Regions from separate parts of the Homo sapiens genome. Here region 2 is linked to region 1. A link is an interaction called in ENCODE POLR2A ChIA-PET data of the cell type or tissue named here. Cell type or tissue: PC-9. All regions are shown on one strand. Links, peaks and the distances in the headings refer to the core of each region. The heading gives the core; the rest is flanking DNA.

The links. Peaks named below come from ENCODE experiments on the same cell type or tissue, not always from the same donor. Only the 100,000 strongest peaks of a DNase experiment are listed, where the experiment ranks them.
Region 2: POLR2A ChIA-PET joins it to region 1 with 5 read pairs; 2 of 35 experiments call an interaction of 5 or more read pairs at or near these places.

The regions. Positions count from the first base shown.
Region 1 is chr4:138,154,692-138,160,081 of GRCh38, reverse strand. All of the region lies in intron 3 of SLC7A11-AS1 (SLC7A11 antisense RNA 1), which reads right to left. Among named protein-coding and RNA genes, the nearest start is that of LINC00616, 27 kb to the right of the region's middle. In PC-9, for the core only: no CTCF peak of the experiment used is centred there; no DNase peak of the experiment used is centred there; H3K27ac peaks cover 1,557 bases.
Region 2 is chr4:138,479,576-138,484,965 of GRCh38, reverse strand. It overlaps the pseudogene LOC100131429. Among named protein-coding and RNA genes, the nearest start is that of LINC00498, 170 kb to the right of the region's middle. In PC-9, for the core only: no CTCF peak of the experiment used is centred there; no DNase peak of the experiment used is centred there.

The DNA.
Region 1 (5,390 bases), core at 280-5,279:
GTCTACAATTATTAGTAAAACGCTTTTTCAAATTACAGCTCTCAGATTTCAGTGAAAGAATATTGAATCAAAGAACTGAAAGGGCAGAAGAAATTGAACAATGGTTCAATTTTGTAATAGATGTTATTTATCATTTTTATTAAACTTTGTATTAGCTATGTGCCTTGTATTGACTAGGATACTCCTCACCTGTGACTATGAATAAGACAGATGACAAGCCTTACTTCCATTTTTGGATTAAGAAAATGAGTCCAAAGTAAGTAAAATGGCTTGCCTAGAACAACAGAGAAAATCAGAGGTCAGAGCAGATTTTGATTATCAAATGACTCAAGCTTCAAACTGTTGAATCAAGCCATCTCTTAGGTGAAGGCAATTACTTCGTTTTATTTATAAGGCAATCAATTATTAAATATTTTGTATCTACTATATGATTAATAATGAATTTTATGATGTGGGGAATGTACCATGATTCTTCAGCCCTAGGAACTCACAGTAATTCAGCTTGGATAAAGATGAATCTATAAAACCACAGAAATACACAATTTAATACAGTGTATGATTAACTGGAAACTGTGTGTTATAATTGTAAATAAGTTAATGGATATGACATGCTGGGCTTCGCTTTAGTCCTTAAATATTTGGAGGTGATTGACAGGGGGGGTAGAAGTTGATTTCAGATGATGATATATGTGTGGTTTACAATTTCAGTAAAGACATATAGTAAAAGTGGACCATGCTTTTGGTTTATAAAAGAGTTAAGTCCAAGTAGACTAGAGAATAACAAATATGAAGAAGTTGGTTGTGTTATTTATATTCACTTATGACAGAGCCTTTAAAACATGAAAAAGAATTTGATCTGAAGACGGAAGTCACTGAAGGTATTTTGGGCAGGAATAATGTGGTCAAAGTGGCAACTAAACAAGATTATGTTGTCAGCTCTGCTGGAGAGATTATAAGGAAAAAATCTAGAATCAGCAAAATATAGCTGATGAGCTTTTGCAATGAGCAGGCATGAAGAAGTCTAGATTGGGATTAGTGATGAAAGCAGATAAATAAAACATTTGTGAAGAAAAAACCAACAGGACTCTATGCCTAACTTACTAGAATAAGAGGAGGATGAGTCATTGTGACTCTGAGATTTCAGCTGAATGAGTTGATGATTAGGGTCATATGTGACTGAAACAGGCATGCTTGGTGATAAACTTCTGATTTCCCTTTATGGAATGGTTGGAGATTGGCACACATTTCCATTTGTGAAGTCCTGAATTTGGGGTGGTGAAAATTCCATCGGGGGCCAGGCACAGTGGCTCATGCCTGTAATCCCAGCACTTTGGGAGGACAAGATGGGTGGATCACTTGAGGTCAGTAATTCGAGACCAGCCTGAACAACATGGTGAAACCCCGTCACTACTAAAAATACAAAAAATTAGCTGGGCATGATGGTGGGTGCCTGTAATCCCAGCTACTCAGGAGGCTGAGGCAGGAGAATCGCTTGAACCCAGGAGGCAAAAGTTGCAGTGAGCCGAGATCATGCCATTGCACTCCAGCCTGGGCAACAGAGACAGACTCCATCTCAAAAAAAGAAAAAAATTCCAGCTGGATATTTCCCCTGATTATTAGATTACAGGGCAAAAGCCAAGGTGAGAGGACAGGATTCTAGATACACATTGTTAGTGTTCTTGAGGAGGCTAGTAACACTCTTTTCCACTGGGTCTATTAATCAATTAAGACATATATCTAAATTATAAGGCAGATAGAAGAACAAAATACCACCATCATGCAGATACAGCTAACACAGGAGAATATGACTCATAGCTATGGACAAGTGGACTTTCTAATATTGAACTCTAGGGTTAAAAAAATGTGCCCATCTAACTATAGGCAGCCTTGTACCATTCAAGCTTTTTCCCACGGATCCTTGACCCTATAAAACTTATAGTGTGAATTAATGCCCAGTAGAATTGATGTCCTCTGTGGTCAGGCTGCTTCCCAAGAAGAAAATACATATCATCAGTTGTTGTTTTTTTTTCCACCAAACTCACCTGTAAGATTAAGACACTACTGTTCTAGAAAGAGGCCAAGAGTATTTCCTTAATGTAGCTCTTAATGAAAACAAATAACAGGCATGCAAAAGAACCATCTCCTCTTCCCCACCTTATCACAACTAGGCATACTCTGAGAGAGATGATACTTTGGGTTTAGAAACCATGTCTATTGCATTTTGTAGCCACAACCTAACTCAAGTAGGCTGTCTGGAAAATATTAGTCTCAACATATACTTTTTGATGAAATGAAATTGCCAGTTGAAGATGATGTGAATTGATGGCTTTCCATCAGTGAGAATGGAAAAATGGAAGCACATAGCCCCATGGAATAAGTTTGCATGAGCTGGGTAGGAAATGAAATGAGGCAGGAGAACTAAAAGGGAAAAGAGCAGTGGGCATCTACTAAGAATCTTTGGATCTAAGATGAATGTCTATTTTAGATGATGAAACAATTTATTGTAGTTTCAGAATACCTTCATTGATGTCATCTTTTATTTCTCAAATTTGTTCAAGTTGGATGGATGACAGACATCCTGAGCTTTGTGTTTCAGATATGTGGTTAGTGAAAAGATGTCAAACAATGATCGCTGTATTATCTTCGGATCCCGGAAGCAGTCAAGGACACAATTTTTAGCCTTACTAAGCTTGTTATGGTCTATTAGATTGTATTGTTTGATACTCTTTTAGATGCAAATAACAGAAACCAATTCAAGTAATTGAAACAAAAGAGGAGTTATGATAAGAATATAGTAATGTCTTGAAAAACTCTTTGTCAGGAATGCCATCTGGCCTCAGAAGGGCTGAAAATCTGGAAATGGAAAGCGATATGAAACCAGGCATTATTTTCTCGCCATTTCTTATCTCTATGTCTCTGGGTGACTGTATTCTAGCTCTATTCTTCTGTGTACTGGCTTTCTCTCTGCAATGCCTTAGGCTATACATCTTCCACAATCAAGAGAACAACTCAAAGACTCAAATCTTTAGTCACAATAACAGATACTACGTTCTAACCCCAAATAGAGTCTAAAAATTGTTCTAAGGTCCCTGCACAAGTAGATGGGTGAATGATTTTGAAGAAGTAAAATTCCCAGAGAATATAATGCCTATAACAGGTTTCCTCTACATAAACACACACCACATACACAGTTACACAAAGCATGAATAAATCAAGAAAGTGGAAAGAATATGAAAAGTGAAATGCAGCCAATAATATCTAATGACTATCAAATGCATATTATATGACTTTAGTACATTCTAAGTGCTAACAGTATGCTAACTTGTTCAATCCTCTTGCCACTTTGTGAGGTCTACACTACTATGAAGGAAGGTGGAGTTAAGTAGTTTGTCCGAAGGAACACGGTAAGTGTCTGGCACAGTTTAGACACCTTTACATAGAAGCCTCTTAAAATTATCCCCGTTCTTTGACCACCAATTGTTTTATTGTACATCTATTCATAAATATTGAAATTTTTTTGCTTATTGGACAAAAGCAGAAGAAACTGCTGTCATGGGAGAATTGATGATGAATATTACTTGGTTCTTCAGGCTATCCATTGGCCACAGGGCATACTGGCATTTGCCTCATCTAGCTGTAGGGGGATGTTAAGGGTGAATTACAATTTGGGAAGTTTTCTCACCAAGAGAAAATCCAGCAAGTAGTAAAGCAATTCAAGTCAAATAATAGGCCTCGTTTCGACAATCCTGCCATGAGGTCATAGCTAGTACAAATGATTACTAGCTACTATTTACTTCTAATTAACAATTCCCCTTTCCCCTTGGTTTCAGAAGTTTCTGTTTTGTCAGGAGAGGAGTGGCATGAGCAGTGGGCAGAACAATAGGGAGATGTGGATGCATTTCCAATTTCAGTTAGAGATTTTATCACTTCCTCAAAAATGGTTTAGATCAAACTGACAAAACATGAAAGTACAGAATTTTTTAACATGTATAGACACATTTAAAATTAAGCTCACTAATATACGTATTTATATATATTTACCTAATATATTAGTATATATATTTAATACCTAATAAGCAAATAGAGTTTTTGAATATCCATGGACCATTCACAAAAATTGAATTTCTCCTGGGACTCAGTGAAAACTAATTAAATTCCAAGAATTCAATATCTGAGAGACTGCGGCAATAATATAGCAAAATCAAATCAACAACAAAAGGATAGCTTAAAATCCTACATATCTGCCATCTTAAAAATACATTGTTGGCTGGGCATGGTGGCTCATGCCTGTAATAATCCCAGCACTTTGAAAGACAGAAGCTGGCAGATCACCTGAGGTCAGAAGTTTGAGACCAGCCTGGCCAACATGGCCAAACCCCATCTCTACTAAAAATACAAAAATTATTGGGAGGCCGAGGCGGGTGGATAACGAGGTCAGGAGTTCAAGACCAGTGCGGCCAAGATAGTGACACCCCATCTCTACTAAAAATATTAAAAAATTAGCCAGGCATGGTGGCTGGTGCCTGTAAACCCAGCTACTCGGGAGGCTGAGGGCAGAGAATTGCTTGAACCTGGGAGGTGGAGGTTGCAGTGAGCCGAGATCGTGCCGCTGCACTCCAGCCTGGGCGACAGAGCAAGACTCTGTCTCAAAAAAAAAAAAAAAAAAATTAGCCGGGTGTTACATACCTGGCTAGGTAGCACACACCTGTAATCCTAGCTACTAGGGAGGCTGAGCCAAGAGAATTGCTTGAACCCAGGGGGCAGAGGTTGCAGTGAGCCAAGATCGCACCACTGCACTCCAGCCTGGGTGACAGAGCAAGACACCGTCAAAAAAAAAAAAAAAGGTTAAAACTTTAGGTTAGGAAAAAACAGTTTCAAAATACTTAGAAGAGGATGATAATGAAAAAACAGCAAGCCAGCATTTTTAGCTTCTAGCTAAAGCAGTTCTTAGAGGGACATTTAGAAGGCAGGTGGAATGGAGCTGTGGTCACGGGAAGGAAAATAACAACGACAAAAACAAAGCAGCAACAAAACCAGGCAAGGGGCTGCACAGGTTCAGCAAGAGGAAGGATCATGAACTGAGGAAATGCTTAATAGTATTAAAAAATAATAATTTTGAACAAATTAAATGCAATAATGTATTCCATTAATATCAGTTTTTAGAAAGGGGAGTTATTAAATAGCAAATTACAATGATACTAAAGGGCTGTGATAGAAATGTATGTACCAATGAAAAATCATCAGTGCATGTTTTAAAATAGCACAGCTTCTTCAGTTATTTATACATCTGAGGTTTAAACAAGAGAGAGGAAAAAATGAAGAAGAAGAAGAAGAAGGATGGTTAGTTTTCCATGTTAGCAAGAAAAATCTGTCTCGCCTATAGAGTACTG
Region 2 (5,390 bases), core at 74-5,073, 330 kb before region 1:
GCCTGGAAATAGACCCACATAGGCTAAATTATAGCTACATAAATGTATTCATTTCTAAAATATCTGCATAGGCAGGCAGATCAATGGAACAGAATAGAATCTTAAGTAGGTCCAAACACTTCAGGGAATCCAGTCTATGATAAAGGTGGCATTTTAAATCAGTGAAGAAAGATGGATTATTTAATAGATGGCATTGAGACGTTTTCAGTCATTTAGAAAAAAAATAGTTCTGTGTCTCACTCCTTGCATTAAAGTACATTCTAGATTTGCTATTTTGAATTTCTACCAAAGCTCTAAAGATAAAAAGCAAAACTAAAAAAATTTTATAAGGCATCATGAAGAAAATTTAAAGTAATCTTGGAGTGGGTAATATTTTCCTAAGTAAGAAAAAAAATCTAAGCAGATATTAGCAATAAAGGAGGTAGAGCAATAAATTTTACTATAAAATATTAAATTTATTTCATGGAAAACTACAGTAATTAAAGGCAAAAGGCAAAATTAAAAAAAAAACCTGGGCCGGATGCGGCAGCTCACGCCCGTAATCCCAGCACTTTGGGAGGCCGAGGCGGGCGGATCATGAGATCAGGAGTTCAAGACCAGCCTGGCCACCATGGTGAAACCCCGTCTCTACTAAAGATACAAAAAATTAGCTGGTGTGCTGGCGTGCGCCTGTATTCCTAGCTACTTAGGAGGCTGAGGCAGGAGAATCCCTTGAACCCGGGATGCAGAGGTTGCAGTGAGCCAAGGTCACACCATTACATTCCAGCCTGGGCGACAGGGAGAGACTCAGTCTCAAAAAACAAAACAAAACAAGAAAACCCTGTACTTTGTACACATGCATCTTCATCTCCAACTGCATTCCAGAGAGGTTGTACAAATTTTTACCACATCTGCACTGTATATGTACTATATCCCCTCTATATATGTATAAAACATTAGTATAGGCCAACAAGAAAAATATAAATGACCTCACAAAATAGGCAAAGGATATGTATGAAAGAGGAGTTCAGAAAGAAAAATACATTTTTACGCATATTAAAATATCTCAGTCTCATTCATAATTAAAGAAATACAAATTCAGACCATGAAACAATTTTTTGCCTATCATAGTGGCAATAGTTATAAAATACGGAAATTCACAGTGGCTAGGGGTGTAAGGATACAGGTACATATGCAATGCAGGTGTTGTAAAAATTGTTACACCCTCTTTGAAATGCAATTGGACAATATTATTAAAATTTAAAACATGCCAATCTTGTAAGGCCTGCTAGCAAATGTAGCAATTTGTCCTCTGATTTTAATTTCACCTGTACACAGAGAGGTCTGAAAAACAAAAGCCAGGAAACAGCCATATGTCCATCAACAGGAGACTGACTAAACAAATTTTGATGTGGTCATATAATAAATTGTTGTATTTAGTGTATCTACATATGCTGATATGGACAAATCTTCAAGATATATCATTAAGTTAAACAAAAGAAAGGTACTTAATAATGTCTATAGACGTATATTTACATGGAAAATTTCTGGAAGAGCATATGAGAAATGGTCGATGGCGTTTATCTACAGGGAGTGGGACTCAGGGACTGGGCTGAGAAGAAGACTTACTTTGCTTTGGATACCTTTTTGTGCTATTTTGAATTTCCAACTGAAAGCATGTGTTATTTTCATAATAAGTCGATGAACCAATAGAGACAGAGTGATGAGCAAACCATTGCTTAGGAATTTTTCTAAGCTAATTTCTTTTGTTCATGTTGCAATTAGTGTCTCCTTCATATCATCAAGTCAAAAACAAGAATGAATTCTTATCAGAGGGTGGGAAATATTGAAGCACTTCTGAAAAATAGGAAAGAGAGACATTCAAAGTGATACACCATGAGGGAAAAGTCTCCTGGGCAAGTTGAGCTATTTGCCAGTCCTCTCTCTCACAGTTAACAGACAGCAGGAGGGAAGAGGCCTTGGGACAATCACCAGGTACTATCTATTAGTTGCCGCAGCTGGGATGGTTGCCTCTTTCTGGACCCTTGCTTTTTTCTGAGAATGGGTCAATAATCATATGTGCTCATATTATGAGGTTACTGTGTGCACTGGATGTACAAATAAAGTCACTGTGTGTCCTGGCTCTGCAGAGGTAGAGAGGTGTCCTTGGTGGTTACTAAGATCAGGAGAATGAGGAATTCACTTCACAGAAGAGACTCTACCAATATGTCTCACTAGGTACTGCGTCTCACCATTCTTCCACAATAACCTTGGGCAGGATAGAGTAGCAAAGACATAGAACTGGCATTCTCAAAAACAAAGGTGCTTGGCCGGGCAAAGTGGCTCACACCTATAATCCCAGCACTTTGGGAGGCCAAGGCAGGCGGATCATTTGAGGTCAGGAGTTCAAAACCAGCCTGGCCAACACGGAGAAACCCTGTCTCTACTAAAAATGCAAAAATTAGCTGAGCATGGTGGCACATGCCTGTAATCCCTGCTACTGGGGAAGCGGAGGCAGGAGAATCAATTGGCCCTGGGAGATGGAGGCTGCAGTGAGCCAAGATCGTGCCACTGCACTCCAGCCTGTGTGACAAAGTGAGACTCTGTATCAAAAAAAAAAAAAAAAAAAAAAGGTGCTCAAATAACACTGACTCATTGAACACTTGAAAACAAGCAACTCCTTTCCCCACCGCCAAAGAGCGCCTTGCTCTTTGGCTCCCTGAGTTAGTCCAGTTGTTTGCGATCGCCGACGCTGTGGCTGTGAACCGAGGGGCTCACGCCGCCTGGGTTTCTACCTCATCCGTAGGTGTGGCCCGATGGTGCAGCAGGCTCTGAACTCCTAAAGCTCTGGAGCAAATTTAAAATTTTATTCATGTGCATGGCATAGAAGATGAATTCTTCCACCTCCACCATGAATGAAGAGTCTGATACTCTATCGGTAGTTAACCAGTTAGGGGATATAGCAGCAGATCCATTAAACAGAAGAGCTGTAGTCCAGGATCAGGGATGTCTGCCTTGCCTTATTTTATTTATGGACCACCCCAACCCTCCAGTCCATTTGGCTTTGCTCGCTCTTTGATACTTGGGAGAACACCGTGCAAACAGAGAAAAGATGAAAGGAGAACTGGGTATGATGTTGAGCCTACAAAATGTTATACAGAAAACTGCAACTCTGGGAGAAACAAAACTTCTGGCCTCTGAAATCTATGACATACTTCAGTCCTCCAATAAGGCAGATGGTGATAGTTTCAATGAAATGAATTCATATTGAAGGAAAGCTCAGTTTTTTCTGGGAACTGCAAACAAACGTGCCAAAACAGTGGTTTTGCATATAGACGGCCTTGATGATACGTCTTCGAGAAATCTATATGAAGAGGCTTTGTTAAAAATTAAAGGTGTTATTAGCTTTACTTTTCAAATGGCTGTTCAAAGGCTTGGTGTGAATCCGTTCAGATTTGAAAGCTGAGGCTTTCGCATCAGCGAGAGCATCAACCAAGGTTATGAAAGCTCCGTAAGTTGTGAAAAGTGAAAGTGGAGAAGAGATGCTGGTCCCATTCCAAGACCTTCCTGTGGTAGAACAGAACACAGAGCTACCTGACTACCTGTCTGAAGATGAGAGTCCCACAAATGAACAGTACAAGGTGGTGTCCTGGGTCTTCAGCTCACACCCAGTGGGTGGAACTAGCTGGCTGAGCACAGCTGCAAACTTTTTATCCAGATCGTTTTATTGGTGACTTCAATTTGGGGTTCAAGGACTGTGTGAACCAACCAGGGGCCAGTTTTCCATTGTTGTGGTGAACTGTCAAGTGCAATTTGCAATGGGTTATCATGAAAAGCTTTTAGATTACATGATTGCATATGCTGCATTTTACATTTTATTGGACATTTTACCCCACTGAGTGGTAAAAAGAACAGAGGCTGTGGATGGAGTTGCTTTGTTTATGAAAGTATTTTGTTTTTTCTCTTTCATTTAATTGCCTTATATTTTATAAACCATGGGTCCGCTGTTAAAACCAAACATGGGAGGAGGTTCCAAGATGGCCGAATAGGAACAGCTCCAGTCTACAGCTCCCAGTGTGAGCGACACGGAAGACGGGTGATTTCTGCATTTCCGACTGAAGTACCAGGTTCATCTCAATGGGGCTTGTCGGACAGTGGGTGCAGCCCACGGGGTGTGAGCCAAAGCAGGGCGGGGCATCACCTCACCCGGGAAGCGCAAGGGGTCAGGGCATTCCCTTTCCTAGCCAAGGGGAGCCATGACAGATGGTACCTGGAAAATTGGGACACTCCCTCCCTAATACTGTGCTTTTCCAACAGTCTTAGCAAATGGCACACCAGGAGATTATATCTCTGATGAACATCAGTGCAAAAATCCTCAATAAAATACTGGTAAACCAAATCCAGCAGCACATCAAAAAGCTTATCCACCATGATCAAGTTGGCTTCATCCCTGGGATGCAAGGCTGGTTCAACATACACAAATCAATAAACGTAATCCATCATGTAAACAGAACCAAAGACAAAAACCACATGATTATCTCAATAGATGCAGAAATCTCCTTTGATAAAATTCAACAGCCCTTCATGCTAAAAACTCTCAATAAACTAGGTATTGATGGGATGTACCTCAAAATAATAAGAGCTATTTATGACAGACCCACAGCCAATATCATACTGAATGGGCAAAAACTGGAAGCATTCCCTTTGAAAACTGGCACAAGACAGGGATGCCCTCTCTCACCACTCCTATTCAACATATTGTTGGAAGTTCTGGCCAGGGCAATCAGGCAGGAGAATGAAATAAAGGATATTCAATTAGGAAAAGAGGAAGTCAAATTGTCCCTGTTTGCAGATGACATGATTGTATATTTAGAAAACCTCATTGTCTCAGCCTAAAATCTCCTTAAGCTGATAAGCAACTTCAGCAAAGTCTCAGGATACAAAATCGATGTGCAAAAATCACAAGCATTCCTATACAGACAAACAGAGAGCCAAATCATGAGTGAACTCCCATTCACAATTGCTTCGAAGAGAATCAAATACCTAGGAATCCAACTTACAAGGGATGTAAAGGACCTCTTCAAGGAGAGCTACAAACCACTGCTCAACAAAATAAAAGAGGACACAAACAAATGGAAGAACATTCCATGCTTGTGGATAGGAAGAATCAATATTTTGAAAATGGCCATACTGGCTAAAGTAATCTGCAAAGAACTTAAACAAATTTACAAGAAAAAATCAAACAACCCCATCAAAAAGTGGGTGATGGATATGAACAGACACTTTTCAAAAGAAGACATTTATGCAGCCAACAGACACATGAAAAAATGCTCATCATCACTGGCCATCAGAGAAATGCAAATCAAAACCACAATGAGATACCATCTCACACCAGTTAGAATGGCAATCAT